2 separate regions of the Mus musculus genome follow, and region 2 is linked to region 1. Evidence: chromatin contacts called from ENCODE Hi-C or POLR2A ChIA-PET data. All regions are on one chromosome and are shown on one strand. Each heading gives the region's core, a stretch centred on a gene start or an enhancer-like site at or near the end of the contact. The rest is flanking DNA. Distances are from core to core; before and after follow the strand shown. Region 1 holds the start of Rpl18 (ribosomal protein L18). Region 2 holds the start of Grwd1 (glutamate-rich WD repeat containing 1).

Region 1 (3,034 bases), core at 301-2,800:
GTAATTTTGCTACTGTTACAAACTGTAAATATGTGGTATACAGGATAGCTGATATACGACCCTGTGAAAGGGCCCAGACCCACAGGTTGAGAACCTATTCTGTAGCTAGAGCCTTACCTGGTTCCATTGCCCCTTGGATTTAGGTGTCCAGTGGGCACCCAGGCCTCTGCTGTCACAGCAGGGCTTGAGCCCCAAACTGGAGGCCATGTATGTATAGGCGGTTTTCGTAAAGAGTCTTGCTAACTCCCTGTGCAGGGCCAGGTTGGGGTTCTGAAGAGGAGGGCACATTGCAGGCTCAGTATCCCAGAGCCTGCTTCTCTCATCCAGCTGGCCTGTCTTGTACTACCCAAGTTCAGGTACTCCATACCAAAAGAGTGAAGACACTTTCAGGGAAGACACCCTAAAAGGGAGTCTTTTTCATCACTCTCTTTTTCCAAACAAGGAAAAAAAAGCAAAACAGAAAATCACTTACCCAAGATCACAACTTTAAATGGCAGAGCCAGGCCAAGTGTTGAAAGACGGTGATCCCAGCTACTTCGGAGGCTGAAGCAGGAAGAGTGAGTCAAAGCCAGCTGGGGCAACTTTGTGAAACCTTGACTTAAGGGGCGGGGGGGGGGGTGAGTGGGGGACAGAGCTGGCACTAGAACTAGCTTACTAAATGGTGAGGTGCCAACTGTTCAGTTTTGTATCTTTGTCTCTCCTTCTGCCCGGGGTTCCCTCACCATTTTTCCTTCTCACCCTCGGGCCTCCACACCTCCAACCACCGTCATGGTCTCTATTTCAGTCTCTCTGGAGCTTGTTATCTACCCGCTTTCCAAACCGGGAGTTCTGCGTGCCTTCTCTGCACATCAATATGTACATCGAAAATGTTGGGCCAGTTCAACCAGTCTGGTTTAGGAAGGGGGAAAAAAAAAAGGGCTGTCCCTAAGGACGAAAACAAAGGAGAGATCCGAGAAGAGGTCATCTTTAAGGGCAGGGGGAAAAGCTCAACACAAAATATTAAATAATAATAATAATAAGGTATTATGGGTTGAATAGCAGCAAGAAAGTCTCGGGTGAGAGATCTAGTAGGATTTCCTGAACTTCAGTTCTGTTTAGTAAGTTGAGCATAAGGAAAAGGCAGCCGAGAATTTAAGGAAGTGTGAGATGAGCTTTTTCTTCAGGGCGGGATAAGCCTCACCTCCGACACACAGCCCACCGGGTCCTCCGCGAGCCACCGAGAAGCGGTCGGCGTGCGGCCAGAGAGTCACCACGCGACTCGTCCAGCAAGCTCCGATCATGTCTCTGATTCTCCGGTCCCTTTACCCCTGGAGAGTGTTAGAGCAGGGACGGGGAAAGGCCAGAGAGGCTCCGGGTCCCAGCCCTTTCCTCAGGCTGACTTCTCTTTGGTTCTGGAAGCCTCGGTTTACTCGGTCCTCCCACATACCATCGAGAAACCCAAATTGTGGTAGAGCTCCGCGTCGCGCTCATGTGACGTCACCCGTGCACCACAGAGACGCCAGTTCCGGATAGAGTGTCCCGCATTGCGTCACGAGTGCGTCTCGCAGGCCGCTCTTTCCCCGCCCACTCCGGCGCGGTTCCGTCTTTCCGGACCTGGCCGAGCAGGAGGCGCCATCATGGTAAGCTCGCTGAGCGGTCTCCCCGAGTGGCCCATCCGCTGCCATCCTCAGCAAGTCCCGCTCGTAGCGCGACGGAGGGGTGCAGGCGGTGCCAAGGGGAACTGCGGGACAGGCTAGGGCCTTCGATCAGAACTTGCCGGAGCCGGTGGCCGGTCCCGGGAGCCTCCCGAGGCTCGTCGTCTTCCTTACAAAGTTTGGCTCCATGAGCCAGGCTGATTGCAGCTCCCAGTGAGTCCAGTCCGGCCTCGAGCCCACGGCCGCTCCCTCGCACCAATCTTTCGAGTGCTGCGTTTCCAAGCGGGACCGCTGCTCCCAGTGTCCCTGTTTCTTAACTTGCCATTGGGAAGTTGAGTGCTACGATGAGCGGAGCCACTACACGTTGCCGGGTTTGGGGACAAGCGTACGTCAGTCCTTCCCGGAACACTGCTCCTAGTGTGTTTGGTGTGTAGTAATCCTGTCCCTGCCTTGTATGTTGGGAAGACGTTTATGAAGAGCCTTGAAGGTGCAATGAAACCGCTGTTAGTATCAGTAACTACTTCAGGATGCTAACAGCTTGGAAAACGAGTGGGGGATAAAATTAACCCGAGCACTTGGTCTTTCTAGGGTTGATTTGAAGGACGTAGTGTAAGGCTTTGTCACAAACACGTCTCCACGTCTAGAATGTACTGTTGGCTTCTTTTTGACTGTTTTTCAGATTGGGAGCTAGTTTTGAGAACATAAATAAAAGCTAACATCTTTACAGGGATCTGAACTCTCATCCATACTGGGCCCAGAACCAGGGCCTTCACATGCTAAGCAAGAGCTGAGCTCTAAGGGACTCTGAGCCAGCAGCCGCTTGTCTTGTGCAGCTCAGTTTTTACACCGAGACAGTGTTTCAATGAGTTTCTGGACTCTGGGAGGAATGGTCCCAAGCCGAGACAAAAACATCACTTGTGTGTGTTAAGTGAACTTGTCAGGGGTGGGACATGTCTTCTTCCTCTAGTTTGAATCCTTTGAGGTTTGAATTGTCGACTAAGTAGCCTAAAAGTTACAGGTACGAACAGGTATAGATATCATCAAAGATATAGGGCAGTGGTTCTGACAATTGGCTCTATGGTGGTTCACCTCCCTCAGGGTGTTGACATTCGCCACAACAAGGACCGAAAGGTTCGGCGCAAGGAGCCCAAGAGCCAGGACATCTACCTGCGGCTGCTTGTCAAGGTAAGCCCGGGGTGCTACGCCATCTTACAGCTCCCAAAGTGAGTGGGGTGGGGAGAGGGGGGAGCCTGGACACAGTGCCCCAACCCCCCACATCACCAGGAGTTGAGCGGGATGGGAGAGCTGTGGAAGGGTCCTGGCTTGGGGGTGGCGCAGGCAGTCCCATGCTCAATCTTTTCCTTTCCCTTGCAGCTGTACAGGTTTCTGGCCAGACGGAC
Region 2 (3,034 bases), core at 343-2,842, 110 kb after region 1:
ACCCTGCACATCTGTCACTGTCCCCGCTTAGTCTATTCTGCTCCACACACAGTCGCCTCTCCAGTTTCCCCTGAGATTCTGAATCATGTGTGCCAGGTGCACCCCAGGGTCTTGGCACTTTCGTTTTTCTTCTCTGCAAATCTGTTTCCACAAACACCCCAGCCCTGACACTTGCTGCAGGTCTCTAGTCCAAGAACACCGACTTACCCAGTCCTCCTCAAATTCACCATTTACAAAAAACAACTCTACCCTAGGAACACCCTTATACTACCACACTCAGCATCTTGTAACAAACTACAAGCTTTCTCTTGTTCCCTTTCCCACTAGTATGTTATGTTCATGGGCCCAGAGCTTTCTGTCTACAGGCTAAACCTTCTGGGAATAATGTAACAGATACAGGTCCAACAGAGACAGGTCCAGCTACGGGTTGGCTTTTGCTCTACATGCTCCTTGTATACCGTCTCCCTTTTTTGCTCATCTACCTGATCATAAAGTGCTCTATTTATTGAACTTGAGGTGAGCGCTCTACCACTAAGCTGCCTTTGAACTCATTCTATCCTGCCTCAGTTCCTAAGCAACAGCTCAGTAACACCCTTGCGTTTCACCACAATCAGGAGCTGTTTCAGCCTTTATTATCTGTTTATCAGCTCATAGAGTGAAAATGTCTGAAAATGAGGGGGGAGGGAGAGAAGCTGAGGGGCTGGAGGAGGTACTGAGAGACATTTGGATCTAGGGGGAGGGGTGTGCTGCAGAGAATCCTTAACAAGCCCCTGGAAAGACTGTACCCGAACTCGGTTGATGCCACCGTAGTGAGGAACCATGGCCAGTTCCAGCTGAGGTTTCTGCTCCTCCTCATCCTCTTCATCTTCATCTTCCTCATCGTCATCACTGCCCTCTGAGGGTGACGGCCTGGTGCCATGGAGATTGTGCATCCGAAGCATCATCAGTCTGGGGAAGCAAATACGGGTTAGAAACTGAGTGCCGGGATGTTGAAGGAGGAGGGAGGCTGGGGTCCCAGACTTTTAGGTCTGGCATTAGCAGAGAGCCCTAATGCGTGGGGCCTTGTGGATGTCTTGCAAAGGTCCTGGGTCTCACCTATTGCTCTGGGCGCTCTCCGCCTGGGTTCCCGCACACAGGTAAAGACTGAGAGGGAGCTCTGTCCGGTTGTCGCCCAAGTGATCTCGAACTATGTCAAAGCTGAGACAAGGGGCGCCTAGGGATGGGCGGGGAGATTAGAGTTGCTGAGTAGGAACGAGAGACTGGGAACTCGGCCTCCACCTCCTCCAAAGGCCGGCAGTCTGCAGGGTCACAATCCTCAGACTCCAGACCCTTCGTCCCCCAGACCCCAAGACAGGCCTTTCATTTCCCTGGACCCGAGAGTCAGGTCCCTCTGCCTACCAGTTTGCGCACGATGGTACAGCACGTAGGCCTCTTCATCCATTACCAGCTCCTCTCCCTCGCTCAGTGGCGGCCCTCTGCCGGGCAGGTAGACCTGGGATGGGCCTTCGGTTCCTGGGTCGCAGGTTTCAGCCTCCATGGGTTCTCCGGTTTCACACGTGCGACTCCGGCCCTTGCGCGCCGCCATCTTCGAACCTTCTTGCCCCGGACGCGAAGTGAGAGCGTCACTTCCGGGTTTCACCTCCCACAGTCTAAGACCCGTCCCACTGTACTGTTACCTTGGAAACCTGTGAACCAGCCAGAAGAAGGTAATGCGCAGAGAGATGGCCGCCACAAAGTAACCGCGTCCTGGCTCAGTGAGAAGACTTATATTAGGAGCAATTTTGTCTTTCGTGTGACCTTGGGGAATTCTTCCGCGCAGCAATGGCAAGACCTTCTGGGAGTTGTAGTTCTACAGAAGTCCTCGGCTTCAGAGCCCTCTCCATCTTCCACCTTTCATTCCCAGGGTTGTCTTTCCATTTAGTTAATTATTCATGTATGTAAACGAGCACTTACTGGCAAGGAGACTGGGCTTCTGTTCCCCGAGGACCTTTAAGGCCGATTTCTTCTCCTCTCCTTGTTATGATGGTTTTAAATTATTTCAAAATGCTTTAGGGTAGACAGGCTGGACATTATGTATAAGTTAGTGGATTGGATCTATCCTCCAGGGGCAGACCATTTCCCAACCAGGCATTCCCAGGGCAGCTCTGGTCAGCAGGCACTTAATCAGAAAGTCTCTCTTGAGGCTGCTGCTACAACTGAGTCAGCTCTCTTTATCTACCCATGTACACCCGAGTTTTGGTTAATTGGAGTAATGAAATATTGGAAACAGATCCTCACTGGTGAGATTAAGGAGATTCAAGGCGTGGGTTGGCCACTCTCCATTTGCATAAAATAACCCATCAAATCATTCTTGCCAGTAGCAAGGAGTAGGTCTCTAGATTTGGTCCTAATTTGTGCATCCCTTTTTGTATCTCTACTCTTGGGGGTGTTGTCTCTGCCCTGTCACCTCTCCACCCCTCTCCCCTGGACTCTTGCCGCTTCCTGGGGTTGACTGTGCTTTCCCCAATCTCCTGTTTTCTAGGACTGGGGACTGAACTCAGGGTGTTATGAATATTACAACACCCTGCCTCCGCTACACCACCAGCCCAGTTTCTGTTGTCTGACTGTCCTCCCTAAGGACTCAGTTCTCAGTTTCCATTTTTCTCCAGAGAAGTTGAAGGGACAGACACAGAACTCAGGCTTGGACTGAGGAGGCGTAAAAACATGGTTTTATTCCAAACACTGCAGTGTAGGAGCGGGAGAGGGGAGGAAAGGTCAGGTGTGGGCTCCCAGACCCTCCTCTCAGCCCAGCCTCAGACCCTGCTGAAATCTGGGAAAGGAGACCTGGGGGTGGAGTGTCTGCTGGATTATCACTGAAGGGTCACAAATAAGGGCTGGACTTGAAGATGTGATTGGTGGCATCTGGGGTGGTAGGTGAGTGGGGGGAGACAGGTAAAGGTAGGACTTTCGTGGAGGAGAGGTCATAGGTCAGAGCCAACAAGGATCTAAAAGGGAGGGGTCATTGAGGTCTGACATGAAGGGTCACAGTCTGGTC

Evidence for each region. A loop is a pair of places that touch in the nucleus more often than their neighbours do. ChIA-PET counts read pairs that join two places held with the same protein, here RNA polymerase II (POLR2A).
Region 2: a loop to region 1 is called in a map of heart, with 10 times the contacts of the local background. The contact joins the promoter of Grwd1 here to the promoter of Rpl18 in region 1. A Hi-C loop is called at or near these places in 1 of 37 maps with a recorded cell type or tissue (heart). POLR2A ChIA-PET finds 5 or more read pairs at or near these places in 4 of 5 experiments (Patski and embryonic stem cell).

Annotation. Positions count from the first base shown.
Region 1 is chr7:45,716,521-45,719,554 of GRCm38, forward strand. It overlaps Rpl18 (ribosomal protein L18), which reads left to right and starts at 1,551. Exons shown (of 6, transcript NM_009077.2): 1 at 1,551-1,619; 2 at 2,733-2,819; 3 at 3,009-3,034. The coding sequence starts at 1,617. Sphk2 (sphingosine kinase 2) reads right to left here and starts at 1,482. Exons shown (of 7, transcript NM_203280.3): 1 at 1,181-1,482; 2 at 473-543.
Region 2 is chr7:45,829,197-45,832,230 of GRCm38, forward strand. Grwd1 (glutamate-rich WD repeat containing 1) reads right to left here and starts at 1,593. Exons shown (of 7, transcript NM_153419.2): 1 at 1,399-1,593; 2 at 1,096-1,213; 3 at 786-948. The coding sequence starts at 1,585. It also overlaps a transcript of Grin2d not described here.